Regions from separate parts of the Homo sapiens genome. Here region 2 is linked to region 1. Evidence: read pairs that join two places in POLR2A ChIA-PET (ENCODE). Cell type or tissue: K562. All regions are shown on one strand. Each heading gives the region's core, and the rest is flanking DNA. Links, peaks and the distances in the headings are about the cores only.

Region 1 (16,088 bases), core at 9,167-11,666:
AGTCTGCGGCTGCCATGCATCTATTTGCTCCAGCCCAGAAATTAACCCCAGCTTCTTCTTTTTTTTTTTTTTTTTTTTTTTTTGAGACAGTCTTGTTCTGTCTCCCAGGCTGGAGTGCAGTGGCACAATCTCGGCTCACTGCAACTTCCATCTCCTGGGTTCAAGCGATTCTTGTGCCTCAGCCTCCGAGTAGCTGGGATTACAGGCACCCGCCACCACGCTGGCTAATTTTTGTTTTTAGTAAAGACAGGGTTTCACCATGTTAGCCAGGCTGGCCTCGAACTCCTGGCTTCAGGTGATCCTGGCTTCAGGTGGCCTCCCAAAGTGCTGGGATTACAGACATGAGCCACCGTGCCCAGCTGGCTTCTTCCTTTAAGGCCAGAAAATACAATGCGCTTGTGTGACAAATCCACGCTGCCTCCCAGCCTCTCACTTGGCGGAAAGATGGTTCTGGAGAGGCCGGTCTTTGGGCTCAGCTCCTGCCAGCCCTTGGTTGTGAGGTCTGATGGACTCCAGCTCACCCCGTCAAATGTGCTTCTCTTGATGAATGTCTCTGCTCATTTCTGAACACGTTCTCAAACAGACTGCTGAGTAACTGGTGTGACTTCAACCTTCAATGGCAGCAAAGGAATAAGAGCAGAATATAATGGATGTTTACAGAGCACCTTGAATACAGTCCCCAGACTCCAAAGGTTGCTTTCTGTTTAATGCTATATGACTGTGGGTGGGTGTAAATGAATTGTTTAATTATCTTTTAGTATATCGCTTAATTTTGTCAAAATTGTGACAAAATTGCTACATGCACCTGGTTTTAAAAAGCCAAACAGCTTGGCCGGATGCGGTGGCTCACGGCTGTAATCCCAGCACTTTGGGACGCCGAGGTGGATGGATCAAGAGGTCAGGAGTTCAAGACCAGCCTGGCCAAGATGGTGAAACCCTGTCCCTACTCAAAATGCAAAAATTAGCTGGGCGTGGTAGCAGGCACCTGTAATCCCAGCTACTTGGGAGGCTGCTTGAGCCCGGGAGACAGAGGTTGCAGTGAGCCGAGATCGTGCCACTGCACTCCGGCCTGGGCAGCAGAGCGAGACTCCGTGTCAAAAAAAAAAAAAAATTCCAAACAGGTAGGCCAGGTGTGGTGGGTGGCTCATGCTTGTAATCCCAGCACTTTGGGAGGTTGAGGTGGGACAATTGCTCGAGGCCAGGAATTCGAGACCAGGATGGACAACATAGTGAGACTCTATCTCTGCAAAAAAAAAAAAAAATTAGCTACACGTGATGGCACGTGCCTGTAGTCTCAGCTACTCGGGAGCCTGAAGCAGGAGGATGGCTTGAACCCAGGAACTCAAGGTTACAGTGAGCTATGATCACGCCACTGCACTCCAGCCTGGGGGATAGAGTAAGACCCTGTCTCTACTTTTTTTTTTTTTGAGACGGAGTTAAACTCTTGTTGCCTAGGCTGGAGTGTGCAATGGCGTAATCTTGGCTCACTGCGACCTCCACCTCCCAGGTTCAAATGATTCTCCTGCCTCAGCCTCCCAAGTAGCTGGGATTACGGTCACATACCATCATGCCCAGCTAATTTTTTTTTTTTTTTTTTTTTTTTTTTTTTTAGTAGAAATGGGGTTTCACCAAGTTGACCAGGCTGGTCTCAAACTTCTGCCCTCAGCCCGCCTCAGCCTCCCAAAGTGCTGGGATTACAGGCATGAGCCACTGCACCCAGCCCTCTATTATTATTATTATTATTATTATTTAATCCAAACTGCACAGAAAATCTTCATGAAAAGCAACAGCTCCGGGCTCCACCTCTCTCTACCTCCCTCACCCTCCCTGTCACCTTTCAGCAGGGTACTTTTAATTTTACATAGTCATAATTAACTTCCATGTGTTTCTTCTCTAGAAACACAATAATAATCTGGTGTGTTCTATCTACAGACTTATTCCAAACATTTGAGACAAACAGTGTTCGTTATGCAAATATCAAGGCTTTTTAAGATCTTTTGGTTCTAACTCTCTGAAGGCTGTGTCCTTGGGAGATCACAAAACAAAACTCTGGCACAACCCAGCCGGTTATCTTCCAATCATGCCCTTTGGGTTGGCAGATCCCATCACGTAGACTCTCCATCCTGCACGTATGTAAGTGGCTGGAGACCAGGCTTGTGAGGCACAACACAAAAGTTGTGCAATTACCCGGGAGGTAATTACTGACTGTGTCTTGCTTGCTGCCTTGCAATAAAAATCAGGGAGAAGGACGCCACAGCTCCACCATGTTCAGGTTGCCAGAAGGCACTCAGGGATGTTAGGCTTTAGGACAGGAGAGCCAGCAGAGATGGGAATCCAGGCTGCAGTTCAGCTGTTTGTGCCTGATGTCATTCTGCCACAGCAACAAGAAAACTGAAAACATAAGAACGAGGCCAGGTGCGGTGGCTCACGCCTGTAATCCCAGCACTTTAGGAGGTAGAGGCGGGTGGATCACCTGAGATCAGAAGTTCAAGACCAGCCTGGCCAAATGGTGAAACCTTGTCTCTACTAAAAATACAAAAAATTAGCTGGGCGTGGTGGCGGGCACCTGTAATCTGAGTTACTTGGTAGGCTGAGGCAGGAGAATTGCTTAAACCTGGGAGGTGGAGGTTGCAGTGAGCTGAGGTCATGCCACTGCACTTCAGCATGTGCGAGAGAGTCCAGGAGTTGGAGACCAGCCTGGACAACACAGACTTCATCTCTATTTTAAAAAAAAAGAAAAAAAAGGTTTTTAATTTTTTTTTTTTTTTTTTGAGACGGAGTCTCGCTCTGTCGCCCAGGCTGGAGTACAGTGGCCCAATCTTGGCTCACTGCAACCTCCGCCTCCCCGGTTCAAGCGATTCTCCTGCCTCAGCCTCCTCAGTAGCTGGAATTACAGGCATGCACCACCACGCCCAGCTAATATTTTGCATTTTTAGTGGAGACGGGTTTCTCCATGTTGGCCAGGCTGGTCTCAAACTCCCGACCTCAGCTGATCGGCCCACCTCGGCCTCCCAAAGTGCTGGGACTACAGGTGTGAGCCACTGTGCCTGGCCCATGTCACAGAATACTACTCAGGCATAAAAAATAATGAAATCATGTCTTTTATAGCAAGATGGATGGAACTAGAGGCCATTATTCAGTGAAATGTTCAGTGAAATGACTCAGAAACACGAAGTCAAATATTGCATGTTCTCATTAGTGAGAGCTGGACCATGGGTACCCATGAATAGAATAATAGACATTGGAGACTCAAAAGGTGGGAAAGTAAGAAGAGCTGAGGGTTGATCTACTACTCATGGGTACAATGTTCACTATTCAGGTGATGGGTTCACTAGAAGCCCAGACTTTACCACAGTGCAATATATGCATGTTAAGAAATCTGCACTTGTGACGCCTAAATATCTAACAAAAAATTATTTTCAGAAATAGTACTTTTTGCGGGGCGCGATGGCTCACACCTGTAATCCCAGCACGTTGGGAGGCCGAGGCGGGTGGATCACCTGAGGTCAGGAGTTCAAGACCAGCCCAGCCAATATGGCGAAACCATATCTCTACCAAGAATACAAAAATTAGCTGGGTGTGGTGGCGTGCGCCTGTAATTCCAGCTACCTAGGAGGCTGAGGCAGGAGAATTGCTTGAACCCGGGAGGTGGAGGTTGCAGTGAGCTGAGATCATGCCACTGCACTCCAGCCTGGGTGACAGAGCAAGACTCTGTTTCAAAAAAAAAAAAAAGAGAGATACAGTTGGGCTCAATGCGGTGGCTCACATCTACAATTCCAGCACTTTGGGAGGCCGAGGTAGAAGGATAGATTGAGCCCAGGAGTTTGAGACCAACCTGGGCAACATAGGGAGACCCCACCAAAAGTAAAAGTAAAAAAAGCCGGGCATGGTGGTGCACGCCTATGGTCCCAGCTAATCAGGAGGCTGAGGCAGGAGGATTGCTTGAGCCCAGGAGGTTGAGGCTGCTGTGAGCTGTAATTGCACCTCTGCAGTCCAGCCTGGGCTACAGCACGAGATACTGTCTCTAAAAAAATAAAATAAATAAAAAAAGTACAGTTGGCCCTTGAGCAACGTGAGGGCTGAGCTGGCAACCCCCGTAGTGCTGACTCCCCAAAACCTTAACTACTGATAGCCTGCTGTTGATCAGAAGCCTTACCTGTAACATGAACTGTCAATTACCCATGTTTAGTATAAGTATTCTATACTATATTTATACAATAAAGTAAGCTAGAGAAAAGAAAAGCTTATTGAGAAAATCATAAAGAAGATAAAATGTATTTACTATTCCTGAAGTGAAAGTGGATCATCGTAAAGGTCTTTATCCTCATCATCCTCATGTTGAGTAGGCTGAGGGGGAGGAGGAAGAAGAGGAGGGGTTGGTCTTGCTGTCCCAGCAGTGGCAGAGGCAGAAGTTGTGGAGGGAGTGGGAGTCGAGGCAAGAGAGGCAGGCACACTTAGTGCAGCTTTTATTGAAAAAAAATCTGCATGTAAGTGGACCCCTGCAATCCAAACCCGTGTTGTTCAAAGATCAACTGTATTTCTCTAGGGTTTCTTAGTGACACCGGAGAAGGTTCTTTAAAATGCCAGTATGGGCCAGGCATGGTGGCTCACGCCTGTAATCCCAGCACTTTGGGAGGCCGAAGTGGGCAGATCACCTGAGGTCAGGAGTTCAAGACCAGCCTGGCCAACAGGGTGAAACCTCGTTTCTACTAAAAATACAAAAATCAACCGGGCGTGGTGGTGGGTGCCTGTAATCTCAGCTACTTGGAAGGCTGAAGCAGGAGAATCGCTTGAGCCCGGGAGGTAGAGGTTGCAGTGAGCTGAGATCACGCCACTGCACTCCAGCCTGGGTGACAAGCGTGATACTCCATCTCAAAAAAAAGTAATAATAAACAAATAAATAAAAATAATAATAGAAAAATACAAATGCCAGTATGTGAGTATGTGGCCAAAGGAGGGCCATATTTTTACGCAATTTGTGTTAGTCTAGATTCAGTGATGGCATTTGCTGGCTATCACCTTCAGAAGCAGGGAAGGGACCAGGAACACCTACTTCCTGACAGAACGGGAGAGGCTTAGGTGCATAGACTCCCATATGAAGTGCTGAAATGGAGACACACACAGCTTGTTTTGGGGGAGAAGAGCTTATGGTGGTGGGGTGCTCTCTGAGGATAATTTTTTCACTATTTTGCCTAGGGCCTCTAAAATCTAAAACACAGAATTGGAAAATTCCTAGAAAGGCCGTTGTTGCTGTGATGTCATTCACTGTTCGGAAGATTTTTTGGTTATAGCTCTGGTTGAGTAGGATCCAGCTGCTTATCTGTTTACTGTCAAAAGTGTCATCTCAGCTGGGCACAGTGGCTCATGCCTGTAATCTCAGCACTTTGGGGGGCCAAGGCAGGTGGATCATGAGGTCAGGAGTTCGAGACCAGCCTGGCCAACAGGGCAAAACCCTGTTTCTACTAAAAATACAAAAAATTAGCCAGGTGTAGTGGTGGGCACCTGTAATCCCAGCTACTTGGGAGGCTGAGGCAAGAGAATCTCTTGAACCTGTGAGGCAGTGGTTGCAATGAGTCAAAATCACGCCATTGCACTCCAGCCTGGGTGACAGAGTGAGACTCCATCTCAAAATGAATAAATAAATAAAGTGTCATCTCCAGCCTAACATTCTTCAGCTTGAGGGCAATAAATTCTGAGTACTGAAGGCAGATACAGAGGGGCGGCTTATGTACAACTACCTTGGTTCAAGTTCAAGGGCATTTTCTTCTAACAAAACCCATCATCTGTTTTCCAGCAACTGTAATAGGATGTTGATTTTTTCATTTCATCTCCTATAAAGAAATCTGGAAATTCAGCATCTTTATTTCCTTTAGAATTTTTCTGTATTAGTTACATGGTGTCCACTATATTTTCAAAAAATCTGGCCAGGCACGGTGGCTCATGCCTGTAATGCCAGCATTTTGGGAGGCCAAGGCAGGTGTATCACCTGATCTCAGGAGTTCAAGACCAGACTGGTCAACATGGTGAAACCTCGTCTCCACTAAAAATAAAAAAATTAGCCAGGCGCGGTAGCTCACACCTGTAATCCCAGCTACTCAGGAGGCTGAGGTAGGAGAATCACTTGAACCCGGGAGGTGGAGGTGGCAGTAAGCTGAGATTGCACCACTGCATTCCAATCTAGGCAACAGAGTGAGACTCCATCTCAAAAAAAAAAAAAAAAAAGAAATTTTTAATTTTGATGTAGTCCAACTTATCGATATTTTTTTTGTTGTCTGTGCTTTTGGTGCCATATCCAAGAGATCATTGCCAAATCCATTGTCATGAAGTGCTTTCCCTATGTTTTCTTTTAAGAGTTGTATAGGCCAGGTACAGTGGTTCACAGTTGTAATCCCAGCACTCTGGGAGGCTGAGGCGAGAGGATGGCCTGATCCCAGGAATTTAAGACCAGCCTGGGCAACACAGTGAGACCCCATCTCTAAAAAAAAAAAAAAGGTAAGAAAGAAAAAGAAAAAAAAGAGTTTTATCATTTTAGGTCTTACATTTAGGTCTTGGATTCATTTAGAGTTAAATTTTGCATATAGCGTAAGGGTCCAGTTTCATTCATTTGCGTGCAGATATCCAGTTTTCCTGAAATCATTTGTTGAAAATACTTCTTTCTCCACTGACTAGTCTTGGGACCCTAATTTAAAAACTATTGGACTATACGTATGAGGGTTTATTTCTGGACCCTGTATTCTTTTAATTTTTTAAAATAATTTTTGATTTTTGCTTGTCATCCTTGCACAGAGGCCATGTTAATCTTCTCTGTATCTTTCCAATTTTAGTATGTGTGCTGCCAAAATGAGCACTTCTGGGCTCTCTATTCCCTTCCATTAGTCTATATGTCTGTCTGTATGCCAATACTACACAGTTTGTTTTTGTTTTTTGAAACAACATTTCACTCTGTTGCCCAGGCTGGAATACAGTGACACAATCTTGGCTCACCGCAGCCTCAACCTCCTGGGCTCACATGATCCTTCCTCAGCCTCCTGAGTAGCTGAGACTACAGGTGTGCACCACCATGCCTGGCTAATTTTTGTATCTTTTGTAGATAGGGTTTTGCCATGTTGCCCAGGCTGGACTATACTGTTTTGATCACTGTGGGTTTGTAATAAATTTTTTAGAGTTAGGAAGTGTGAGACTTCCAACTTCGTTCTTTTTTTTTTTTTTTTTTTTTTTTTTTTTTTTTTTTACCAGGTCTCACTCTGTCACTCAGGCTGGAGTGCAGTGGTGCAATCTCGGCTCACTGCAACCTCCGCCTTTCAGGTTCAAGTGATTCTCTTGCCTCAGCCTCCCAAGTAGCTGGGATTACAGGCACCCACCATCACACCTGGCTACTTTTTTTATTTTTATTTTTATTTTATTTTTTTCATTTTTGGTAGAGACGAGATTTATTTATTTATTTATTTATTTATTTCTCTCTCTCTTTTTTTTTTTTGATGGAGTCTTGCTCTGTCATCCAGGCTGGAGTGCGGTGGCACAATCTCGGCTCACTGCAACCTCCGCCTCCTGGGTTCAAGCAATTCTCCTGCCTCAGCCTCCCGAGTAGCTGGGATTACAGGCATGCACCACCACACCCTGCTAATCTTTGTATTTTTAGTAGAGACGGGCTTTCACCATGTTGGGCAGGCTGGTCTCATACTTGTGACCTCAGGTGATCCACCCACCTTGGCCTCCCAAAGTGCTGCAATTACAGGCATGAGCCACTGCAATTACAGGCGTGAGCTACTGCGCCTGGCCTCAACGTTGTTCTTTTTCAAGATTGCTTTAGCTATTCAGGAACCCTGGTGTCTGAATTTTAGAATAGGTTTTTCTATTTCTGCAAAAAATGCCCTTGAGATTTGATAGGAATTGTATTAAATCTATAGACTGCTTTGGCCAATATCAACGTCTTAGCAATATTAAGTCTTTTAACCCACAAACACAGTATATCTTTCCATTTATTTGTGTCTTCTTTAATTTCTTTTGGCAATGTTTTGTAGTTTTCTTTTCTTTTCGTTTTTGAGACTGGGTTTTGCTCTGTTGCCCAGGCAGCTGGAGTGCAGTGGTGTAATCATGGCTCACTGTAGCCTCGACTTCATAGGCTCAAGTGATCCTCCCACCTCAGCCTCCTGAGTAGCTGGGACTACAGGCGCAAACCACCATGTCTGGCTACTTTTTTTAATTTTTATTTTTGTAGAGACAGAGTCTTGCCAAATTGCCCAGCTGGTTTCAAACTTCTGGGCTCAAGCAATCCACCTGCCTCAGCGTCCCAAAGTGCTGGGATTACAGGCATTAGCCACTGTAACTGGCAGTAGTTTTCAGTGTGTCATTTTTTACCTCCTTGGCTAAGTTATTCCTCAATATATATATTTTTTGATGTTACTGTTAATGGAATTATTTTCTTAATTTCCTTTTGGATTATTCATTGTTAGTATATAAAAGTGCAACTGATTTTTGCATGTTGAGATTGTATCCTGCAGCTTTGTTGGATCTGTTTATTAGTTCTAACAGATGTTTTTGGTGGAATATTTGTGGTTTTCTACCTAAAAGATCATGTTGTCTGGGAACATAAATCATTTTATTTCTTCCTTTGCAATTTGATGCATTTTTTTTTTGTCTTGCCTAATTGATCTGGCTAGGACTTTCAGTGCTATGTTAAATAAAAGTGGTGAAAGTGGGCATCCTTGCCTTGTTTCTGATCTTGGGGAAAAAGTTCTCAGTCTTTTAGCATTGAACATGATGTTAGTTGTGTGTGCTTCTCATATATGGCCTTTATTATGTTGAGGCAGTTTTCTTTTCTTTTCTTTTTTTTTTTTTTGACAGGGTCTCGCTATGTCGCCCAGGCTGGACTCAAACTCCTGCACTCAAGTGATTCACCTGCCTCAGCTTCCCAAAGTGTTGGGATTACAGGTGTGAGCCACCACGTCCGGTCATAGTTTTCTTCTAGTGTCATACATCTTTAATGTCATATATCACATTGTTTGATTTTCATATGTTGAACTATCCTTGCATTCCAGGAATAAATCTTACTTAGTCATCATGTATAATATTTTAGTTGTTCTATTGAACTCTATTTGCTAGTATTTTCTTGAGAATCTCTATGTCAATATTCACCAAGAATATTGGTCTGTAGTTTTCTTTTCTTGTAGTGTCTGTCTGACTTCCATATCAAGATAGCGCTGGCTTCATATAATGAATTTGGAAGTATTCTTTCCTCTTCAATTTTTTTGAAATTAATTGAAATGCATATAAATCTACTTTTAATAAAGTCTGTGGTTAGCATTCAGTTTGCAAGATTCCTGAAAACTTAACAATGGGCTCTCCTGAGCTTGGATGAACTAGCTCCAGCACCATCCTGAAAGTGATCATGCTTGAGGAGTCCTAAAGTGTTCATTTTTGTTGTTAACAAGATTCTGGACAGAGAGAAGGAAAGAGACTACTTTTTTAATTTTTTTTTTTTTAATTAAGACAGGGTTTCACCATGTTGACCAGGCTGGTCTTGATCTCCCGACCTCATGTGATCCACTCGCCTTGGCCTCCCAAAGTGTTGGGATTACAGGTGTGAGCCACTGCACCCAGCCAGAAAAGGGACTACTTTTTAATTGAGAAAGGGAACTATTTCTTACTTGATGAGAAGAAATGCTTTTCCTAATGAGTTCATATGCCTAACAAAAGGACATACATAGATATTTTTATTGAAACTGTACTTACATTATAATGGTTAAAAGGTGAACGCAACTCAACTCTTCATCTGAAATAAAAGAGATAAGTAAATTGTGGTCTATTTATACAACGGAATACTAACCCACCCATAAAGTGAATGAACTTTAGCTGCATGAAACAGCATGGATAAACTTCATATGCATAATGTTGAGTGAAAAGAGTAAGATGCACACACAAAAATACACATCACTTGATTCCATTTATACAAAGTACAAGAATAGGTAAAACCAATTCATATTGTTAGAATCAAGATAGTGGTTACCTCTGGGGAGCTCTTGATTGGGAGAGGGCAATGAGTGAAGCTTCCAGATAACTGGAAATGTTCTATATCTTGACATGAGAGGTGGTTACATGAGTGTGTACATATGTAAAATCTCATTGAGCTGTATACTTAAGATACGTGCATGTTACTGAAAGTTTATTATATTTCAATAAAAAGCTAACAAAATGCCTTTCTTTATTTTTTAATTGTACTTTTAAATTTCAAGAGCTAAAGGCTTTTAAATAAATTTTTATATTAAAATAAAAATGCCTTCATATTTCTACTTTCTTTCAGTTAGACTGCACTACAGGCTTGTTTTAAGAGGCTAAAAAACAGAGGAGCTAAAAGAAAATTCCTTCCAGCCCCCTGACCCTTTCACTACTCTTTTTTCTAGCATTCACAATTTAATGTCTTCCTTCCACTCATTCTTGATACTCACGAATGCTGGGACAAAAATGGTTCTGTCTCATTCAGCCTTCAGAAAAAGAGCTGAAACCCAGCTCCTTCTCACCATCTCCACTGGTAAGACCAGGGTCCAAGCACAGTCCTCTCTTGTTGGGGTTAGTGCAGTCACTTCCTGTTATGAACTGAATTATGTCCTCCCAAAATTCATATGCAGAAGCCCTAATCCCTGGCATGACTATATTTGGAGATAGTGCCTTTAAAGAAGTGAAAGGAGATGATAATGGTGGAGCCGTGATCCAATACGACTGTTGTTCTTAGAAGAGGAAGAGACACAGGGGTGCACAGACAGAGGACAGGCCATGTGAGGACACAGCACAAAGGTGGCTGTGCACAAGCCAAGGAGAGAGGCCCTTGGTGAAACCAAACCAGCTGACACCTTGATCTGAGACTTCTAGTCTCAGAACTGTAAGAACACAAATGTCTGTTGCTGAAGCTGCCCAGGCCGCAGTATCTTGTTATGGCAGCCCTTGCAGACTAGTACAGCTCCTGACGGGTCTCTCTGTCCTGCCCTTGCCCACGGTAGTCTATGGTAACACAGAAGCTGGGGAGCCCATTAAGATGTAATCGGGCATGTCTGTCTTCTGTGTAAAACTGTTGGCTTCTCCTCCACCCAGCAGTAGCCCACAACCTGACGCTGGTCACAGTCTTGTATCACTCGGCCTCTACTCCCTCTCTGAACTTGTCTCCTATAGTCTCACCTCCTCGCCTGTGGCCTCTTTGCTCTTTCTTGGACATTCCAAGCATAGTCCTGCCTTAGGGCCCTTGGCATTGTCCTCCCACCCCAAACAGGCTTCCTCCAGAGAGCAGCATGACTCGCTATCCACTCCTCCTCCTTCAGGGTGATCCTCAGTGTCCTGTTGTCAGTTAGGCTTGCCTGCCTGCCTGCCTGCCTGCCTGCCTGCCTTCCTTCCTTCCTTCCTTCCTTCCTTCCTTCCTTCCTTCCTTCCCTCCTTCCTTTCTTTCTTTCTTTTTTTTTTTTTGACGGAGTTTCATTCTTCTTGCCCAGGCTGGAGTGCAATGGCGTGATCTCAGCTCACTGCAACCTCCACCTCCCAGGTTCAAGTGATTCTCCTGCCTCAGCCTCCCGAGTAGCTGGGATTACAGGCATGTGCCACCATGCCCAGATAATTTTGTATTTTCAGTAGAGACGGGGTTTCTCCATGTTGGTCAGGCTGGTCTCAAACTGCTGACCTCGTGATCCATCCGCCTCGGCCTCCCAAAGTGCTGGGATTACAGGCTTGAGCCATTGCTCCTGATCTCTTTTTTTTTTTTTCGAGATGGAGTCTTGCTCTGTCACCCAGGCTGGAGTGCAGTGGCATAATCTTGGCTCACTGCAACCTCTGCCTCCCAGGTTCAAGCAATTCTCATGCCTCAGCCCCTTGAGTAGCTGGGATTATAGGCACCTGTCACCACTCCCAGCTGATTTTTGTATTTTTGGTAGAGATGGGGTTTCACCATATTGGCCAGGCTGGTCTTGAACTCCTGGCCTCAAGTAATCCACCTGCCTCAGCCTCCCAAAGTGCTGGGATTACAGGCGCAAGCCACCAAACCCAGCCTTTCAGTCAGGCATTCTGACCAAGCAACACAGAATAACAAACTCTACCCTCACCCTGACATTCTTTTTCTTTCAGGAGTTAGGTAAAGTTATTTATGCTACATCTATTCCATGGAAAACTAGGCAATGATCCCACAATTCTAAATGACTGTGCAGATGTTAAGTGGCATGGGAGAGAAAGTAAACGTAAACAGAAGATATAGAACAAAATGGAGGGTGTCAGTTTGGATGTTTGTCCCTCCCTCAAACCTCATGTGGAAATTTGATCCCAGTGTTGTGGGTGGGTCTAATGGAAGTGTTTGGGTCATGTGAGTGGGACCCTCATGGATAGATTAATCCCTTCCCTGGGGTGGGGGGTTTGAGTGAGTTCTCACTCTTAATTCCCTCAAGAGTTGGCTGTTAAGAAGAGCCTGGTGCCTCCCCTCTCTTTCCCTTGCGCTCTCTCTTGCCATGTGATCTCCGCACACACTGGCTCCTCCTCACCTTCCCCAATGTGTGGAAGCTTCCTGAGGCCTCCCTAGAAGCAGATGCTGGAACCATGCTTCTTGTACAACCTGCAGAACTGCCAGCCAAATAAATCTCTCTTCTTTATAAATTACCCAGTCTGATTTTCCTTTGTAGCAAGACAAACAGACTGAGATATACTGTATGCTCACCCTTTTGTGGGAAAAATATAAACACATGCAAACACATGTAAACACATGCAAACACATGTATGTCTCTAACCAATATTTGATGGAAGCTATTTTTGGTGATGGTATTATGGACGATTTTTTTCTTTTTCTTTCACTTTTTATTTATTTTTCTTTTTCTTTCCCTTTTCACTTTTTGTTTTCAATTCTTTTTCTTTCTTTTCCTTTTCATTTTCTATAGATAATGACTGCAGTCTTTATAATGAATATGTATATGTATATATATATTTCTTTTTTTCTTTTTTTTTTTGAGACAGAGTTTTCCTCTTGTTGCCCAGGCTGGAGTGCAGTGGCATGACCTTGGCTCACTGCAACCTCCACCTCCTGGGTTCAAGCGATTCTCCAACCTCAGCCTCCCGAGTAGCTGGGACTACAGGTGCCCGCCACCACACCCGACTAATTTTTATATTTTTAGTAGAGACGAAGTTTCACCATGTTGGCCAGGCTGGTCTTGAACTCCTGACCTCAGGTGATCCGTCCACCTCGGCCTCCCAAAGTGCTGGGATTACAGGTGTGAGCCACCGCGCCTGGCCAGAGTTTATATAATTTTTATAAGAAGAAAAAAAAAATGTCAAATGAGGGTGACTATTTCATTGTTCTCAGGATTGGATGCTATGTCAGGACAGGCAGATTCTGATCTTCTGTGCCTCTAAATCTTAGACACTAAATGGGTCTAAAAATGAGCTGAAATCACTGTGGGAAGGTCAGGGTTTCTTTGCCTTGGAGATCTTTTAGAGTTGGCTTGCTCATTTTAAAATGTTTTCAATTTCAGCTCTCTTATCATTGCAATCCAGTTGAACCCTCCTAAGGTAACAAAAACATCCTCTTGATCAATTTGAGACTCCAACATTCTTTATTTAACCAAAATTTACTTCTTTTCATGATTCTTCTTCTGATGTTCTACATATTTGCTTCTTTGTTTTCTTTCTTTCTTTCTTTATGTATTTATTTGAGACAGAGTCTCGCTCTGTCACTCAGGCTGGAGTGCAGTGGTGTGATCTCGGCTCACTGCAACCTCCATGTCCTGGGTTCCAGGGAGTCTTCTGCCTCAGCCTCCCAAGTAGCTGAGATTACAGGTATGTTTCACCATGCCAGGCTAAATTTTTGTAGTTTTAGTAGAGATGGTGTTTCACCATGATGGCCAGACTGGTCTTGAACTCTTGACCTCAGGTGATCCACCCCCCCTCAGCCTCCCCAAGTGCTGGGATTACAGGTGTGAACCACCATGTCTGGCCCCAGCCTGCTTCTTTATTGTTTATTGTTTGAATTTGTTTATTGAGTGAATAAATAAATGAATGAAATTTCTTCATGTTCTTCCTACCTGTAGGCATCCTCCTGAGGTCTGATTTTATTCCAAAGGACTTCTGATGCAAGCCTAAGGAGCCTGTTTTTGCAAATAATTAGGAACAAAGTCCTGGCTGCTTCTCAGATGCTCAGGCTCATGATCTTCAGTGGGGATTTATGAGTCTTCAAGGCTCTCGGGACCTGGGACGTAGCAAAAGATAACAGGTCATGAAAACTGGGTCCTTGTTACTCTGATCCTTATGCTTAAGTCAGACAAGCACAAGCCAATTGGCTGCTGTGCTCCCATCTCTCAATAGGGGATAAATATATTCCAATTGCATATCATTAACAAAAAGTTGGTGCTGTGAACTGGGGTGCCAGCTGCCACCGGCCGTCATTAAAATGGAGTGTTATGGTGTTACAATTCCGGTAAATGCAAAACCGTCTTGCGGCTAGTGGGAACACATGAAGAATGAATCTCATTAAACACAAGTACTTACTCAGATGGTTCCATCAAACTCCCTGAAATGCCACTTACTGCGCGCCTGGGAGATGCGGGTGGAAGCGCACACCCTTTGATGTGTGTCACAGAGTGGCAGCTGCCCCAAGCAAAACAAAGCTCCTGCTCCGTCATAGCTTCAGTGCGGATGGAAATTGAGGGAGGATGACACAGCTGTATTTCTGAGCAGTGGGCATTTAGCGACATCCAAGGGGACAAATAAGCCTCTTAAATTCATTAGTATCTTGATAAAACTGATTATGCAGTGAGCGGTGAATGGCTCTGACTTCTCAGGAAAATGAAATGAGAAGAAAGGGCAAGGAGGGAGTGGTTCTTTCCCGGAGCAGCTGTGAAGTCCTCTCAGGAGGTGGTGAACCCTGGAGAGCAACTGATGCTACACAAAGGACAGCAGCTGAAAAGGAGCCTCCGGGGGTCACTGTCTCAGAGAGCCCCTAACCTGGCCAGCCCGGAAGGGCAGAGGAGAGGGCTCCCTGAGCTAAGCTGCCAGGTAACAGCTGCAGCCGCAGCCCCAGTGCACCCTACAGGGTGGTTTTCCAGGGCTGAAGCTGGAAGTGCGGATGGCGGCCCCGATTCAGCTGTTTGGGTAATGCAGAGCATTTGACATCGCATCTGGTGTCAGTGATTTGGTTGCTATTGTAGATATTTCATGTCACGTTGGATATTAAGGATGAAGGCGGTCGCCCACGGAGGCAGGGAGTGTGGAGAAAGAACCCGCTTCTGTGCAAGTCATGGGGTCGCGAGGTTAATACGCTTCTGCGGCTCCAGTAAGAACTCTGCTCATTGAGGCACGGCTGGGGTCCGGGAATATAGGAAGCTCTCCTCCTCTGGTCGCCACTGTATGATGTGGATGCTTCATTTCACCACCTCCTTCTGGGGGTGACACCCTCACCCCAACTACCTTTCCCGGGAGGCTGCCAAGTGCCAGGGCAGCTCTTCCCCAGAGGTGGGTGTGGGTCATGTTTTTAATGTCAGTTGCCAGTAATGGACTATTAGCTCCGTGAAAAGAGAACATCTCTGATGCTTAACTCAAGTCATAGACATGAGATCGTCTCCAAAGAGGATGCAATTCCCTGAGAGTCAATAAACACGAGGTACAGTTATTAGACGAGGTTACTAGACTAACAGGGACAAGGAGGGCTGTTTGAGGCCAAGTGTGGTAATCTCAGTGCTTTGGGGGCCAAGGCAGGAGGATCACTTGAGGCCAGGAGTTCAAGACCAGCTTGGGCAACATAGCAAGATCCTATCTCTACAAATTTTTTTTTTTTTTAATGAGCTGGGTTTGGCGGCGTGCACCTGTAGTCCCTCCCAGCTACTTGGGAGGCTGAAAAGGGAGGATCTTTTGAGTCCAGTTCAAGGCTGCAGTGAACTATGGTGGTGCCACTGCACTCCAGCCTGGGCAACAGAGTAAGACCCTGTCTCTAAAAGCAAAAAACCACAAAAACAAAAAACAAACAAACAAAAAAGCTTAATATAAATGACGTGTGAATATTGTCTTGTTAGGGAATAACGACAAGGAAAGAAAAGCCTATACATGTTTAGTACAGATGCAATTTTTTTCCCCAATAT
Region 2 (16,088 bases), core at 5,434-7,933, 160 kb after region 1:
CCAGCACATTTAGCATCACCATTTGCTTTCAAAAGCCAGAACATTTTAATCAGAGGAATGCAAACTTTTAAAAGACATTATGAATTTACTTTTTGTGCAGTTTCCTGATGAAAATCACAGGGCTTGCATGTTTTCAAGTGACCAATTTTAATACTAGGTTGGTATTCTTCCTTCCCTCCTTCCTCTTGTCTCTCCGTCTTTCCCTTTTATGTCTTCCATCACAGGGAGTTCTGCATCTCCGTTGCAGAACAACCCTGTAGACTTTTAGGGTTTTGAGTTCCCAGAGGAGCATCTCAAAGCCTTTCCAAATCCAATGATGTCAGACCTTAAAGATCACGGGGCCCAGGGCTGGCAAATCCATGGCCTCACTTTGCTGCCCACCTTTCCGGGTCTGTCATGGAAACTGAGAACAGGGCACATCCCTGTCTGGAGTCTTGGAATCTCTACATCATTGCAGGTGATACCCCTAGGAAACTGGAACTTAAGATACAATTTATCTGCCTTTCCTAATTTACTCTGAAAGCAAAAGTTCTAGATTAGATTCCTGTGGTCCGTGGTGGGAGAGTCATCTGTCCAAGGCCACATACCTTGTAAGTGGCAGGTGAGTCTTGACTGCAAGGCTAGCGTTTTCTGCTCTGCCGGGACACCTTGATTTTCTCAGAATGCAGGTCCAGCGCAAGAGTTTCCTGCTCAGAAATGCCCATGGCTCCCTTTCACTTACAGTTCTTCCTGACCCTCAGGGCCTCTAGGATGAAAAGTCTGGGAGCAAGTTACTTCATCACATCCAGATAACCCTTTTATGTGCAGGGTGTTTGGTTGGAGGTGCTGCCCTCAAGGCGTTTACAGGCTAGCCGAGGGCTCGAGGTGTCATCTCCGTTTAAGAATGCTTAGAATACCAGGCAAAAAGTGATAGTTTTAATCAGCAGTAAGAAGTGCTTTTGCAGTTCAAAGGTGTGAGATGATCATGGATTGGCCATAACCAGGAAAGACTTTTGGGAGGAGATGGCATTGACTAGATCTTCATAGAAGGACAGATGTGTGGGCATGGTGACTGAAACAGCATGAAGGGTGACTTGTGTCTAAGGAGCAGGAAACATTTGGCTGGGTGATGTGGTCTGCAGGCAGAAGATAAGGCTAGGAAATGACTGTCCCGGAGGGTCTTGGATGAAGGGCCATCCGCTAATACTGAGGAAGTCATTGGGAGCCAGTGAAAATTTTTGAGCAGGGAAATTGGGGCTGTATTTTAACCAGATGGAGCTGGTTTGATGGTAAGGGTGTACTAGAGAAGGGGAACCCCACATTCTGAATTAATGTCACTTAGGAAAGGACCCCTTGTAAGTATGAAATGGTTATAATTGTGTGTGTGTGTGTATGAATTTGAGAAAAGTGTATAACTGAAGAACACTAGGTATGGTTTTCTTGTTTTTTTTTTTGTTTTGTTTTTTTGTTCGTTTGTTTGTTTGTTTGTTTTTTTAAAGACATGGTCTCTCTCTCCCTCTGTTGCCCAGGCTGGTGTGCAGTGGCATGATCACGGTCACTGAAGCCTTGACCTCCTGGGCTCAAGTGATCCTCCCACTTCAGCCTCCTGAGTAGCTGTGACTACAGGAACGTGCCACTATGTGCCAGGCTAATTTTTGTATTTTTTATGGAGACAGGTTTTTGCCGTGTTGCCCAAGCTGGTGTCGGACTCCTGGACTCAAGTGATCCACCTGCCTCAGCCTCCCAAAGTGCCGGGAGGTATGGTTTTAGACAAAGAAAAAAAAAATTACAGTAATGATTTTCACCTGGAGAGGATAAATGGGAGGAGGTGGGCTGAATTCAGGGCTGACTGTGTTTTTTGGCAGTGTCGATTTGGTGTTCAGTTTTCAGAGGCATTCCGTTAAGCCATTTGGAGGCAGTATTTTAAGTGAGAATGTGGCTATAGGGGTGGGCAGATAAGCTTGTGACTGATTCGGTCAGGGTGTTGGTAGGCAGACCTAGCCCTGGTGGTCGCCGTACCGGTGGTGCTCAGTATCCGTGGAGGTCTGCCAGCATCCTAGAAGCCCTGGGGGTTGGCTGTGCCATCAGCCCTGTGCAGACAGCTGCAAAGCATGACTTGGGGCAGAAGGGGCCACCTTGTTTATGTGGAGGGTGAAGGTTTGCTGACAGTGACACCAGCTTGAGATTGAGAGACGGTGGGGTAATGGAATTCATTCAGTTTTGGCAGGAGGCAGAAGTCAAGGGAGTTTATTGATCCGAGCCTTGAGAGGGCGGGTAATGAGCAGTGTATCTTAGGTGGGCTGAGCGGTAAAGTTTGGGCACCGAGGGTGACGTGAACTGGAGTTCGGCGCTGGGAACTGGATATTCACCTCCCTTCAGAGCTCTGTCACCATGCCTGGGGTGGAGCCGCACCCTGAGTGCGCTCAGCAGGGAGTGGCATGTGTGCAGGGCTTCAGCCAGGGCTGGCAGCCAAGGACCAAGCCATTTGCCTGGCTCCACCATCCAGAGTGCAGAGAAGAAAAGTGGGCCAGAGCCAAGTAAGTTTTCCCTTCTCTTTTTCACTCTGCTGTGACACCCTCAGAGTGTTGAGTAATAGGGCTTGTGAAAGGAAAATAAATCTTGGGGGCCCCAAAATCACTAAGCAGGGAAAAGGCAAGCTGGGAACTGCTCAGGGCAAACCTGCCGCCCATTCTATTCAAAGTCACCCCTCTGCTCACAGAGATAAATGTGTATCTGATTGCCTCCTTTGGAGAAGCTAATCAGAAACTCAAAAGAATGCAACCATTTGTCTCTTATCTTTTATCTACCTGTGACCTGGAAGCCCCTTCCCAACTTCCAGTTGTCCCGCCTTTGCTTCGAGTTGTCCCGCCTTTGCTTCGAGTTGTCCCGCCTTTGCTTCGAGTTATCCCGCCTTTCCAGATGGAACCAATGTTCATCTTACATATATTGATTGATGTCTCATGTCTCCCTAAAATGTATAAAACCAAGTTGTGCTCTGACCACCTTGGGCACTTGTCATCAGGACCTCCCGAGGCTGTGTCACAGGTGTGCATCCTTAACTTTGACAAAATAAACTTCCTAAATTGACCGAGATCTGTCTCAGATTTTTGGAGTTCACAGGCTCATGTATGGAGAACTTGGACAGTAGAATATCCTTAGAGCACTGAAGTCTAGTTAAGTGAGGACTGACAACGTAAGGAGATGTTGAAAAATAGTTTCAAAGAAGAAAAAATTGCACATATGTTTTTGAAAACAAACTCATGCTTCTTATAGAAAGATTAGAATCTCATTGCTTAACATTTATATTTTCATCCCTTTAAAAATCTCTTTTTTTTTTGAGACAGAGTCTCACTGTTACCCAGGCTGGGGTGCAGTGTCACAATCTTGGCCCACTGCCACCACAGCCTCCCAAGTAGCTGGGATTACAAGGGTGCGCCACCATGTCCAGACAATATTTTTGTATTTTACCGTCTGTACTAAAAATACAAAAATATTAGCCCAGGGTGGTGGCGCGTGCCTGTAATCCCAGCTACTCAGGAGGCTGAGGCAGGAGAATCGCATGAACCCAGGAGGCGGAGGCTGCAGTGAGCCCAGATTATGCCACTGCTCTCCAGTCTGGGTGACAGAGCAAGACTCCATCTCAAAAAACAAACAAACAGACAAAGAAACAAACAGAAGAAAGGCTGTAATTGTATAGTCCCACCAGCATACCAAAGTCTTTTTGGAAGTAACCTCTCATTAGCTCAATTAATGAGGTTGAATTAAAAAGTCACGGAGTCCGTCAGGCTGCTGAGTGTTCTGGGCACTCTGTGAGGGCCAGTTAATAGGATGTGCACCTCCTGAGCTGTGTTCCTTTCTCCCCTACCCTGAGCACACGTTTCAGAGGAACATGGCGAGTTCTCAGGTAGCGACGCTTCCCAGCTGCTGTGCCATCAGGTGGCACTCCACCTGTCCCTCTCTATCTCGTGATCTTGTTTTATTTTCTTCAGCGTGTTTCTTACTAACTGAAATTATCTTACATGTTTGACTTTGTCTCATTGCCTAGACTCCCAGCTCTGTTAAAACAAGCACTTTGTTTTTCTAGTTCATGCTGAATCCCCAGCCTTGGGCCCATAGTGGGTGCTGAATATATGTTCATTGCTTGAACTCCAGAGGGTTTCTGTAGCCTCTGTCTCCAGTTTGCCCCAAGCCACTGTCTCAGGCCATCTTTATGAATGACACTGCAGGAGTCCTGGGCGCTGCAGCTCCTGTTTAGGGATGTGCTGCTTGTGGGACCTCTTCTCCCTGGGATGCCTCCTTTCTCGCTGAGTCTAGGTCTGAGGACATGCGGATTCTTTAGGACCTAACTCAGTTGCTGGTTTCTTCCACAAAACCTTTCCTAACATCCTAACAGGCTCTAGTGCTTGCCTGTTTGAGCCTCCGAAAGTCACTGTGGTTATCTTAAAGATGCCTTACACCACGTTCCTGCGTTGTAATTGTGTGCATAGTTGTCTGACGGTAGGTCCTTTTGAGTCAGGGAGTCCCTTGAATTTTTTCCTCAAAGGCCTTTGTTTCTATACCCCTGCTTTTTTTCCTCCTCTGAAAATTTTCTCAACATCTCTCATCTTAGATCTTCTGGGTCTTTTTTTTTTTTTTTTTTTTGTCAATTAAGTATTTTAAAAATATTAGAGCTGGTAGGAATCTTGGCTGATGTCTAGTCTCATTAGAATGTGTATCTGTACTGTGATTTTTCCATTAACTTTTGCCTCAGGAGTTTCGAATCAGCTTTGGGGCTAGTAGCAAATGTAGATAATTGTTTCCTGATTAGGAGTCAGATTTGACACTTCCTTATTGAAATGTTTTGCTGTCTGGGATATGAAGCAGATGGTAGCTTCTGGCAGAGCAGATGTCTGTGTTGAATCAGAGTATTTTAAATCTGCTCTTGTACCTTGAAGTGTTTCCCTTGGCAAATACCCACTTCTGACCTGCTAGTGTCAGCTTTGGGTGATCCCCCCACGTCCCCCATACAGGATTACACAGATCCTTACTAAGAAGTCTGATAAAATACAAGTAATAAAACATAATTTAGTATTGGTTAATCCATGATGCTTTATTCTGATGCAAGTACAACGTGTTGATTGACTTGGTAACCAGTGAATCATTAATAAATGCACTGTTAACTTGGACTGTTGATTCATAACACTAAAAGGAGTAATTTCAATAAAAGATAGTTTGATTCTTCAGATTCCCTATTGGGGTGGTTCAGAGCACAGACTGTAGGTAGGCTGTCTGGATTTGAAATTCAGCTCTGTGTAATCTTTAGGCAAATTACCTAACATTGCAGTACCTCAGTTTCCTCATCTGTGGAATGGGGTGTGTGTGTAATAATAGTACTTACTTTTAGGATTGAATGAGGATCACATGAGTTAATAAATGAAAATTGTTGAGAATGTTCCGTGGCTCACAATCCCTGCAGAGATGTTAGCCACTTTAATACTACCATTAAGGTCTCTTCTTCCTTCTCCTCTGAGAAATAAGCGCTTAACGATATCACTGCTCCTGTTTTTAGTACAAAGGCTGGATGAAGCCCAAATCTTTTTTTTTTTTTGAGTCTTACTCTGTTGCCCAGGCTGGAGTGCAGTGGTGTGATCTCAGCTTACTGCAATTTCTGCCTCCTAGGTTCAAGTGATTCTCCTGTGTCAGCCTCCCGAGTAGCTGGGATGACAGGTATGCACCACTATGCCTGGCTAATTTTTGTATTTTTAGTAGAGACGGGGTTTCACCATGTGGGCCAGGGTGGTCTCAAATTCCTGACCTCAGGTGATCTACCCGCCTCAGCCTCCCAAAGTGCTGGGATTACAGGTGTGAGCCACTGCACCTGGCCGAAGAAGCCCAAATCTTAAGAAGAAATGCTCTACTCAAAACCATGCCTGGTTTATGTAATGTGGCTTTCTTTCTCCTGAGCTGGGGGTTGCACTAGCTGTTACCTGGGACACAAATAGTATGGATGGAATGCTATAAATCGGAAGTATGGGTTTTTGGACATCTTGCTTAGATTTGAGCTTTCACCCTTAAACTTTGTATTTTTCTTTGGACGGAAGTATTGGATAAAGGTACCAGAAAATCAGTGCGTTGAATTTGAACTGTATCTTTTTGGGGGAAGGGGCAGGTGTGTCTTTCTCTCAATACTATGTTTACTTTTGGCTCTCGTATACCAAAAGGAAGGGAGGATGCTAAAGTCTAATAGTTGGCAAATAGCTGTCTTTCCTGCTGTGGGTGGCACTGAGAAGGATGAGACCTAATCCTAACTTCGTAAACTTTTCATCTTATAGGAAGGTGAAGTACATAGATTATGGACAGTGCAGGCTGTTTATGAAGATAAATGTTTTCATCTTAACAGTACTTTGAGCACTGTGTGCTGGGCTAATGAGAAACACAAGACAGCCAGGTGCTTATCTATAAGAGCTGTCTCAGAAAAGGTGGTTCAGAGCCAACTTGTGAGGGAAACCCTGCTCCCACTCCTGGGCTCAGTTTTGCCTTCATTTTCTTTCCAGTCAACAGTTCCCACCATTTACCTCTTAGCACACTACCCTTAACACACACCAAGCTATTTTTTTTTTTAGTAATGTTTCATTATGGAAATTTTCAAAGTAAACAGAGAGTAGAATAATGAGCACTCAGGCACCCACCACTCAGCTCCAGCAGCTGCCGGCACAGACACATGGCCGGTCTTGTTTATCTGTAACTCCCTTCCCCACTTCCTCCAGTACCTGCTGGATTAGTTCAAAGCAAATCCCCCAAAATATATCATTTTTCCTATAGATTCTTCTACATGTATCACTCAAAGATGAGGAAGGACTCTTAAGGAATTCTATTTTAAACTGTATTTTCCAACCACCATTTTTTATTCAAGGAGATTGCATTCATTGGCTAAAGTACGTAGGCGGGCCATAACATGTCAGGTGAGTGTATAATTAGGAGATCTTATATTTAATGAGCACCCTGCATTTAGAATGCCTTCCTTCAGAAGTTTCAAAGAAATCCTAGGTTGCCCATTTTCCTTAAGGTCTTGCAGACAAACTCTTGTTGATTAAGAAATTTCTATTGGGTTTCTTGAGAATCATAAAGCTGCAATAATATATGACCAGTGCCTGGGTCATCTTCCCAACTAGCATGCAGGACGGTGATGCACCTTAGTCCTTGAGGAAGCCAGGTATGAGCAGTCCCACGGTGTTGTACAAATTCCGTTTTCTTTTTATGCCATTGAGTATAAAAGCTTGGGAACCAGTGCCTATTTATTGGTAAACTAAGTGAAAATCCAGTGACTTCACTGACATATTTGGATCTTATTAGTATATGGCTGGGAGGAGATTAAGTCATTTGAATTTATTTCAATTCTGAAAAGAAAGTGCTGCCTAAAAATTATTATAGTATTTGGGAATATTTCTACCCAGTATACATGGTGGCAGAAAATCACATAATCTGTGTTGTGGCAAAAGCATTGAATAGGAAGCCAGGAGATGTGGGTTCCAGTACCCACATGCCGTCTCTCCTGAGTACCCAGGTGGCCGTGGGCTAGACACAGCTGCAGGTGTCTAGTTTGTAGGTGATGGGTTAGAAATGGGCTGTAAATGAGATGAAGATTGCTTTGGCCTTGGTGGGGTGGAGTGGTGACATTTATCCTTACCTTAAAGCTGATAAGTTCATGGTGATGGTTCTCAGCCCCATATGACTCAACATCTCTATTTTTTCTTTTAATTTTGAAATAATTACAGATTTGCAGGAAGTTGCAATGATACAGGGAATGACCCTGTGTCTTTCTCCCACCTTCCCCCAGAGGACACAGGTTGGCAAGCTGATGCAGGTGGGTGGCATTGCCACTTAATATCACAGACAACCTTGCTGCAGCCCTCAGCTCTTCAAAAATAGTGACCTTTCCTTAGAAAGTTACTATTTCAGGAATGCATTGCCCATGCACTGTCAACACTGGGCAAAAATACTTTGTGTTTATGAGCTCAAGGCTCAGAAAATTATAGACAAATTTCTGACCCGAGTGTCTGGTGGGACCTTTAGATATTGAAGACAATTTCTTCCTTTTGTGGGACTGTCCCACACATTGCAGAATGTTTAGAGGTCCTTGACCTCCGCCACTAAATACCAGCAGTGACCTCCAGTCATTGTGACAACAAAATTTCCAAAATGTCCTCTGGGCAGTGGTTCTGCCCCTTTAAGAACTACTAAGATGGTGAACAAATACGCCTTCTGATAGAATCTGTCCCTCAGTGCCCCCACTGGCATGAAAATTCTCAGTGTATGGAGTGTTGATTTGAATCATGTGATAATGTTGATGGTCTGATGTACAATGTTTCTTATTCTTAAAACATACCAGGTGTGTATTATATTTGCAAAGTAAATGTAGTGCTTCTAGTGGTAGCTGGTAGGTTTGCTGGTAGCTGAATGTGGGAACCCTAGAAGTCATGTCTATGGCTCATCTTCACTGTGAGTGCAGAGTCCTGCCAGCCCAGCACAAATGGCTAGTGTTTCTTCATCAGCAACAGTCATTTTCCCCGACTCCCAGTCTCCAATACATCAAGACTATTTTGTGGAACGTAAGAGTTTTTGTCAAGTATTTAACATCATATAGATAGAGCCTTTTAAAAAGTAAACTTTTGGCTGGGTGCAGTGGTTCACACCTTTAATCCTAGCACTTTGGGAGGCTGAGGCTGGAGGATTGCTTGAGTCCGGGAGTTCAAGACCAGCCTGGGCAACCTAGTGGGACCCCATCTCTACAAAAAAAAAAAAAAAAAAAAGTCAGGCATGGTGGCATGTGTCTGTGTTCCCAGCTGAAGGCTGGGATGGGAGGAAGGCTGAGGTGGGAGGATCACCTGAGCCTGGGAGGTTGAGTCTGCAGTGAGTTGTGATCGTGTTACTGTACTCCAGCCTGGGCGACAGAGTGAGACCCCATCTCTCTCTCTCTCTCTCTCTCTCTGTCTCTCTGTCTCTTTGTCTCTCTCTCTCTCCCTCTCCCTCCCTGCCTCTCTCTTTCTCACACACAAAAAAGTAAACTGTTTAGTAAAGTGGGTTGATAAATGTTTTAGGGTTTTGTTTTAGAACCTGAACCTATTGTAGGAGTGACCTGGGTGACTTTCAGGTTTGGAAACAGCATTAGAGTTTCTATTTATGTGATTTTCTTTTTTAAAGACCAACTTATTTCAATGTCAATAAAAGTATGGGTGTAAACTAGGGCTTCAAAATAGCTTCGTGAAATAAAATTGAATGCTCTTTTGTGGCTGTGTTCAAATCACGTATACCTGTATTTATATTTTATATATATGTATTTGTATTTATATCTATGTTATGTTTATATGTGTGTAAGCACTTTTTCTAATCCCATCCTTGACACATCATCCTCCCTGGTTCGTTTATCATGATATACATAATTTTTTTGGTGGCTGTACTTTGTTCCTTTAGGACTCATCGTTTTCTTAAGTAGAACACCATAGCCCTTTCTTTGTAGAAGTATAGTGCACTGCAGAACATAAAATACTACAAAAAGATAATGGAAGGCAGGCATTTGTCTTTGCTTAACATTGATTCTCCAGGGTAATCTGCTCATTTTAATCATCAAGGGAGGAATGCTGAATCATTTTATGTGAGTTAGTAGAAGAAATAGGCCATTATTTGCCACTGGAAATCTCCCAGGAATTTTATAACTTGGCTATATTTCTAAAATGTTTCACTAATTACTTTTTAGGACTGAAAAATAATCAATCTGATTTGTTTTGTTTTAAACTAGCCTAGATACCAGAATATGTGTATAATTTTTTTTATGTTTGAAAGATAATCCAAATGGGGATTCCTTTTATTTTTTGACAGAGTCTCGCTGTGTTACCCAGGCTGGAGTGCAGTGGTGTGATTGTGGTTCACTGCAACCTCAGCCTCCTGGGTTCAAGTGATTCTCCTGCCTCAGCCTCCCGAGTAGCTGGGACTATGGGTACACGCAACCACACCTGGCTAATTTTTGTATTTTTAGTAGAGATGGAAGTTCACCATGTTGGCCAGGCTGGTCTCAAACTCCTGACTTCAAGTGATTTGCCTGCCTCAGCCTCCCAGAGTGCTGAGATAATAGGCATGAGCCACTGTGCCTGACCCCTTTTGTTTTTTTAAGGCTAGGTACTTGAATATATTTGTGTTTCACCCCACTTTTTTTTTGTTTTTGGTTGAATTTTATGTCCAAATAATGTTATATGTTCTGTGACAGGATCATATATAAAGAAATATATTAATTATCCAATTTAATTTAATTTATTTATTGCAGTATAACACATTATCCCAAAACTTAGTGGTTTAAAAAACAGACATTTACTGACTCATAGTTTCTGTGGGCCAGGACTTGAGGTGTGTGTTAGTTGGATCTCCACGGCTGTCTGTCTCAGGTTGCAGTCATCTGAAGGCTGGAGCAGGGCTGGGCATTCTGCTTCCAAGCTTATTCAGGTGGTTGTTGACAGGAGGTGTCAACTCCTCACCACATGCAGCTCCTAATCTGAGAGAGAGCCAGTGAGTGCCTAAAACAGAAGGCACATGCTCTTTATAAACTAATTTGGAAGCAACATCCTGTCACTTCTGCTATTATATTAGAAGTAGAATGGGGCTGGGCACAGTGCACATGCCTGTAATCCCAGCGCTTTGGGAGGCTGAGGCGGGCAGATCACTTGAGGTCAGGAGTTCTAGAAAGCCTGGCCAACAAGGTGAAACGATCTTCTCTATTAAAGATACAAAAATTAGCCGGGCATGGTGGCAGGTGCCTGTAATCCCAGGTACTTGGGAAGCTGAGGCACAAGAATCACTTGAACCCAGGAGGTGGAGGTTACAGTGAGCAGAGATCCTACCACTGCACTCCAGCCTGGGTGGCACAGTGAGACCCTGTCTCAAAACAAACAAAAAAAGTAGTAGATTGGGACCAGGCATAATGGCTCATGTCTGTAATCGCAGCACTTTTGGAGGCCAAGGTGGGAGGATCACTTGAGTCCAGGAGCTGGAGACCGGCCTGGGCAACATAATAAATACTGTTTCTACACCGCTGCGCTGTCCCCCACACCCCGCCTGCCAAAAAAAGGTAGATTGGGGAGGGGTTTACACAGAGACATAAAAACCAGAAGATAGGGAGATCATTTTAGAGGCTGCCTCCCACATTGAGATTACTTACATAATATAGTTGGCTAAGATTGGAATTATACTAAACTTGTTGAAACCTATATACCTAGTGGCATTGTGAAAGATTTTGACAGGTAAAGTCATGTGCAAATACGAATAAAGGAATTCCACTCCCCAAAACGAAGTATTTTTAGATTCATAAGTGTTCTCAGCTAATAAAGTAGACAAAAATCAGAAAGCGCAGCAGTATGTGCAGAGCTTTTCACATGATATTAAAAATTAAGCCATAAGGCAGTTTGTCTCTTATTCCACATGTGGAATAAAGTGACTTGTGAAATGCCATGGTGGGTGCCTTTATTCAAGAATCCTCTTCAGTAGTATTTTTACCGCAGCACACACGTTATGCTGGCTGAAATCCTTGTGCGTAGCATGTTGCCTGCTGAAAATAATTCTGCCTTGGCCTTAGGCGATGTGCTGTTGAATTGGCTGCCTCAAATTGTCCCTCTCACTTCCTGTTTTATATGAATACTTTTTCTTTGCTCTCTTTTACTTGCTTAAAATCGGAATGTTTGATTGCTATGTGCATCATCCTTCAGTGAAATGTTTGAGGTGGAAAGTTCTAGAAGTTTCTTTTTCCCTTTTGTTGATGCGTGGAATAGATACCAGTCACTTTTAGAAATACTTGGGTGGTTCTAGCTAAAATGTGATATTCTACTTTAGCAAGGCCACTTGTGAAACAGTTCTCAAGAGCACAGTGTATCTAGTAAGTGCTTACTCATTGATTAAATATTATGTACATTGTTTTTCTTCTAATGTGATAGGACCATTTAGGACCTAAGTTTAAAGATTTACACGTGTGAATAAAATCCGTTGCATACCCTGTTCTGAGCCAGTTTTCTATGCCGTAGTATATTTCTTTGGTTCCTATTAGAAAAAAAAAAGTGCTTCATATCCAATTCTCATTGAGTTGTATCTATTCTCAGTATTGAGTTTTTTTTTCTTTTTTTCTTTTTAAAAAAGTTTCAGTATTGAATTTTGATTACTGGAAGCCATTTAATTTTGTCTTCATTTATTTTAGTTTTCATTTATCTTCAGTGCCTATGATTCTGTAGCTTTTTCCTTCCGCCTCTTTCTATTCTTTTTGTGCAGCAAAAATCATCCTCCATGTCATAGTCTTTGTTTGCATAACCTGTTCTGTCTGACACAACCATCTATCATGACCTAATTTAGCCGTTTCAGTCACACCTAGTATAATTTATACCATGGGGGAATTTCCTGTGCTGTTAAACCTTCCTTGTCATCCGTCACCAACTTAAGGAGCTTCCAGGTGTGCCCTTTCACAGGGTGGGCTTGGACTTTTCTAGTTCTTGCATTTTAGGTAGGAGCTGTTCTCAGGAATTTTTTTCTTCTGTGAATGAGTAAAGTGAAATTAATCCAAACTCAGTGCTTCCAGGATTAAAACACATTTCCATATTACACTGTCTGTAAGTTGAAGGGCCTTAGTGCTTGAGTGCCCCAACTAGAAAATGACTCATCATGAGGTGTCCTTCTGTAGACAGTGTGACGTGATAAGAGGAAGAAGGAAATTGTGGGCAACACAGTGACTTCCCAGTGACAATTCACTTGCCTCTCCTAATATCCTTCATTCCAAAGCTGCTCTTCTGCAGATGGTTATGAGGCATAGTGTGGTGGAGTGGAAAGACTTTGGAATAATGCTCTGCCACTTTCTAGCTGTGTTATTTGGAAAAATTGCTTACCTCTCCCTGAACCTGGGTTTCCTTATCTGTAAAATGGGGAGCATACTACCTTTCTTGAAGGGATTTGTTAAAAAGAATGTGTAAAATAACATATAGCAGTGGCATGTGGAAATTGTTGGATACTCCAAAAAAGTTGATGTGATTTTAAAACTTTTTCTTTACTCAGCTAATGTTTATCCTAGCTTTTCTCATGTTAGTACTAAGCCCTGATTGCATGAGGTTTTCTTAAAGTGGCCCATGTAGATAATTATAGCATTTTCTAGCATTTCATAGTTTAGGCCAATATTGGATTACAGAATGAATACTTTGAGTGCTTGCAAAGGGGTCAGGAACAGATGCATTTTTAGGAGTATCAAAGTCTGCCAATAAGGAAGCTGGTTTAGGAAATTAAATTATATGCCCAAACATTTTATGTCTACAGATGCAGGTTTATCTAGAAGAGAGGAGAATTTTCTAATAGTATACTGAAGCATCATCAGCAGAACCCTTCCAGTGCAAGGACAAAATGGGGCATCGTTTACTCTGAATTTTATGACCAGCGGCAGAAAAATGTGTCACTGATGAGGTTAACTGGGGACCAGAATCCTGGGCATGGTCCTAGTTGGCATGAGTAGAATTTGCAATGGTTTTCAGGATGTATTTTCTTCTTTTTTCTTTTCTTTTCTTTTTTTTTTTCTTGGAGACAGGTTTCGCCCAGTGGCACGATCTTGGCTCATTGCAACCTCTGCCTCCCTTGTTCAAGCGATTCTCCCACCTCAGCCTCCCGAGTAGCTGGGTTTATAGGCGTGAGCCACCGTGCCTGGCTAATTTTTTTGTATTTTTAGTAGAGATGTGGTTTTGCCATGTTGGTTGGCCAGGTTGCTCTCGAACTCCTGGCCTCAAGTGATCTGCCTGCCTTGGCCTCCCAAAATGTTGGGATTACAGGCATGAGCCACCGCACCCGGCCAGGACATGTTTTCTTAAAGACAATTTAAGAGTCAGGAAGTGGAAAAGGAAAGACAGGTAGATGAAGGACAGGCTGTAGCATGTCACACCTCACAGTTATTTGCAACTTTCTGTTAACCAGATACTGTGTTAGATGAGAATAAGAACTTAAATTTTTTATTTTTAGTGCTGACTAGTAATTAACTATAATTTTCAGTCATGATCACTGTGTTTGAACCTCCTGTGCAGATATTGTGGAAATATGTATTTTAGATGTGAGGAAGTTCTAATATAAATGAAGGCTCTAAGTAAAGAAAAAGATGCAAAATGCTGTCATAGACTTCGAAAACAGATTTGGATAAAAAACATTGCACCTACCAGAGGAATCAAGGAGAAATTTTTCCTCACAGATATTCAAGACATTATGTTATTTATCTTGTTTATGACTTTAGAACCTTTTTTTAGGGGGATGACAGTACCTTTTGGTGATTTGAGTCTAAAATTTGAAACTAAGATTCATGCAGAAAAGTAAAAGAAGAAAATTTTCGGAGAAGAAAGCAGTGGTTGAAAAATCTGTTAGCAGTGTTCCCTTTTGTCTTTTCAGCCTGTTCACCAGGAACTCGGAGCTTTGCACTGTGATTATTTTATTGGTTCAAAGGACAGAGATTGTCTTTAAAATGATGAATGGCTTTGATTATGTGTAGTGGCTCACACCTGTAATCCCAGACTTAAGGAGGCTGAGGCGGGAGGATTGCTTGATGCTAGCAGTTTGAGGCCAGTTTGGGCAATGTAGTGAGACCCCATCTCTATAAAAAGTAAAAAAACTAGTCAAGTGTGGTGGTGCATGCCTGTAGTCCCAGCTACTTGAGGCTGAGGCAGGAAGATCACTTGAGCTCAGGCGTTCAGGACTACCACTACGCCACAGCCTAGGCAACAGAGCTGACTCTTTTTTTTTTTTTTTTTTTTTATAAGAAAAAAAAAAAAGGTGCATTGGCTGGGCGCGGTGGCTCAAGCCTGTAATCCCAGCACTTTGGGAGGCCGAGGCGGGCAGATCATGAGGTCAGGAGATCAAGACCATCCTGGCTAACACGCTGAAACCCCGTCTCTACTAAAAACACAAAAAATTAGCCAGGTGTGGTGGCGGGTGCCTGTAGTCCCAGCTACTCAGGAGGCTGAGGCAGGAGAATGGCGTGAACCCAGGAGGTGGAGCTTGCAGTGAGCTGAGATCGTGCCACTGCACTCCAGTCTGGGCAGCAGAGTAAGACTCCGTCTCAAAAAAAAAAAAAAAAAAAAAGGTGCATTTTTTTGCCATGGGGAGATTGGAGGAGGGAGGGTGAGGGGTACTGCCAACCTGTACAGTGATTTCAACCCAGATTAGCATCCTAGCCCCTCTCTCTGCTGGTTTGGTTTAACAACTTATTGTAAGTTTGGTGCTCCTGTGTGAGACTAGAGTAAAGGACCATGGGCATCTTCATGGTTGTTGGGAAGCTGTTAGTCCCCAGAACTAGAGCAAGTGGGGCCAGTAGGTACAATTCTCAGATATGGTGGCCTTTGAAGCAGGTAAGCACAGCCTGTCTTGGGCCTTAACATTAATGCCTGTCTTGTTGATTTGTCATTATCATTTTAGTTTTGTAATTGGTTGATTGAGACAGAAGGGGAAAAATGGCAAAAAAAAGCATGTTATATATGCTTAGGATGGAATGTTTTCTTTTTCCCATTCCTCATCTCAATTCCCAGTTTAATGCCAAATCTTTGAGTATCCATATTCTTGAGGAGAGACTGTTCTTGGAAATCATTTGATGAGAAAACTGCTGAGAAGCTGATCAGATGCCAACATCAGAGGGCAGTTTAGGTTATCTGCTAACTACAAGCAGATCCAGATCCTAGTAGCACTGAGCATAGACAGACACCAAGTTATGACCTCTCAAGTTGCTAGTTGAGCCTCATGAAAGGAAGATTTGCTGTGGGAGGGCATACCCTTGCACTGGGCTCTTGTGATCGGCCCAGCAATTCTTTTTCTGTTATTTTTTTTGAGACAGAGTTTCTCTCCTGTCACCCAGGCTGGAGTGTAGCAGTGCAATCTCAGCTCACTGCAACCTCTGCTTCCCTGGCTCAAGCGATTTTCCTGCCTCAGCCTCCTCAGTAGCTGGGATTACGGGTGCATGCCACCACGCCCGGCTAATTTTTTTTTTTTTTTTAATTTTTAGTAGAGACGGGGTTTCACCATGTTGGCCAGACTGGTCTCGAGCTCCTGACCTCAAGTGATCTGCCCGCCTCAGCCTCCCAAAATGCTGG

What was found. Peaks named below come from ENCODE experiments on the same cell type or tissue, not always from the same donor. Only the 100,000 strongest peaks of a DNase experiment are listed, where the experiment ranks them.
Region 2: POLR2A ChIA-PET joins it to region 1 with 5 read pairs; 4 of 35 experiments call an interaction of 5 or more read pairs at or near these places.

What each region holds. Positions count from the first base shown.
Region 1 is chr10:34,917,535-34,933,622 of GRCh38, reverse strand. It overlaps the pseudogene RNU6-847P. Among named protein-coding and RNA genes, the nearest start is that of LINC02635, 47 kb to the left of the region's middle. RefSeq lists a silencer at 10,696-10,896 and an enhancer at 14,873-15,540. In K562, for the core only: no CTCF peak of the experiment used is centred there; no DNase peak of the experiment used is centred there; H3K27me3 peaks cover 490 bases.
Region 2 is chr10:34,755,150-34,771,237 of GRCh38, reverse strand. The region is part of intron 1 of PARD3 (par-3 family cell polarity regulator); the gene reads left to right. Among named protein-coding and RNA genes, the nearest start is that of PARD3, 52 kb to the left of the region's middle. In K562, for the core only: no CTCF peak of the experiment used is centred there; a DNase peak (open chromatin) is centred at 6,417; H3K4me3 peaks cover 592 bases.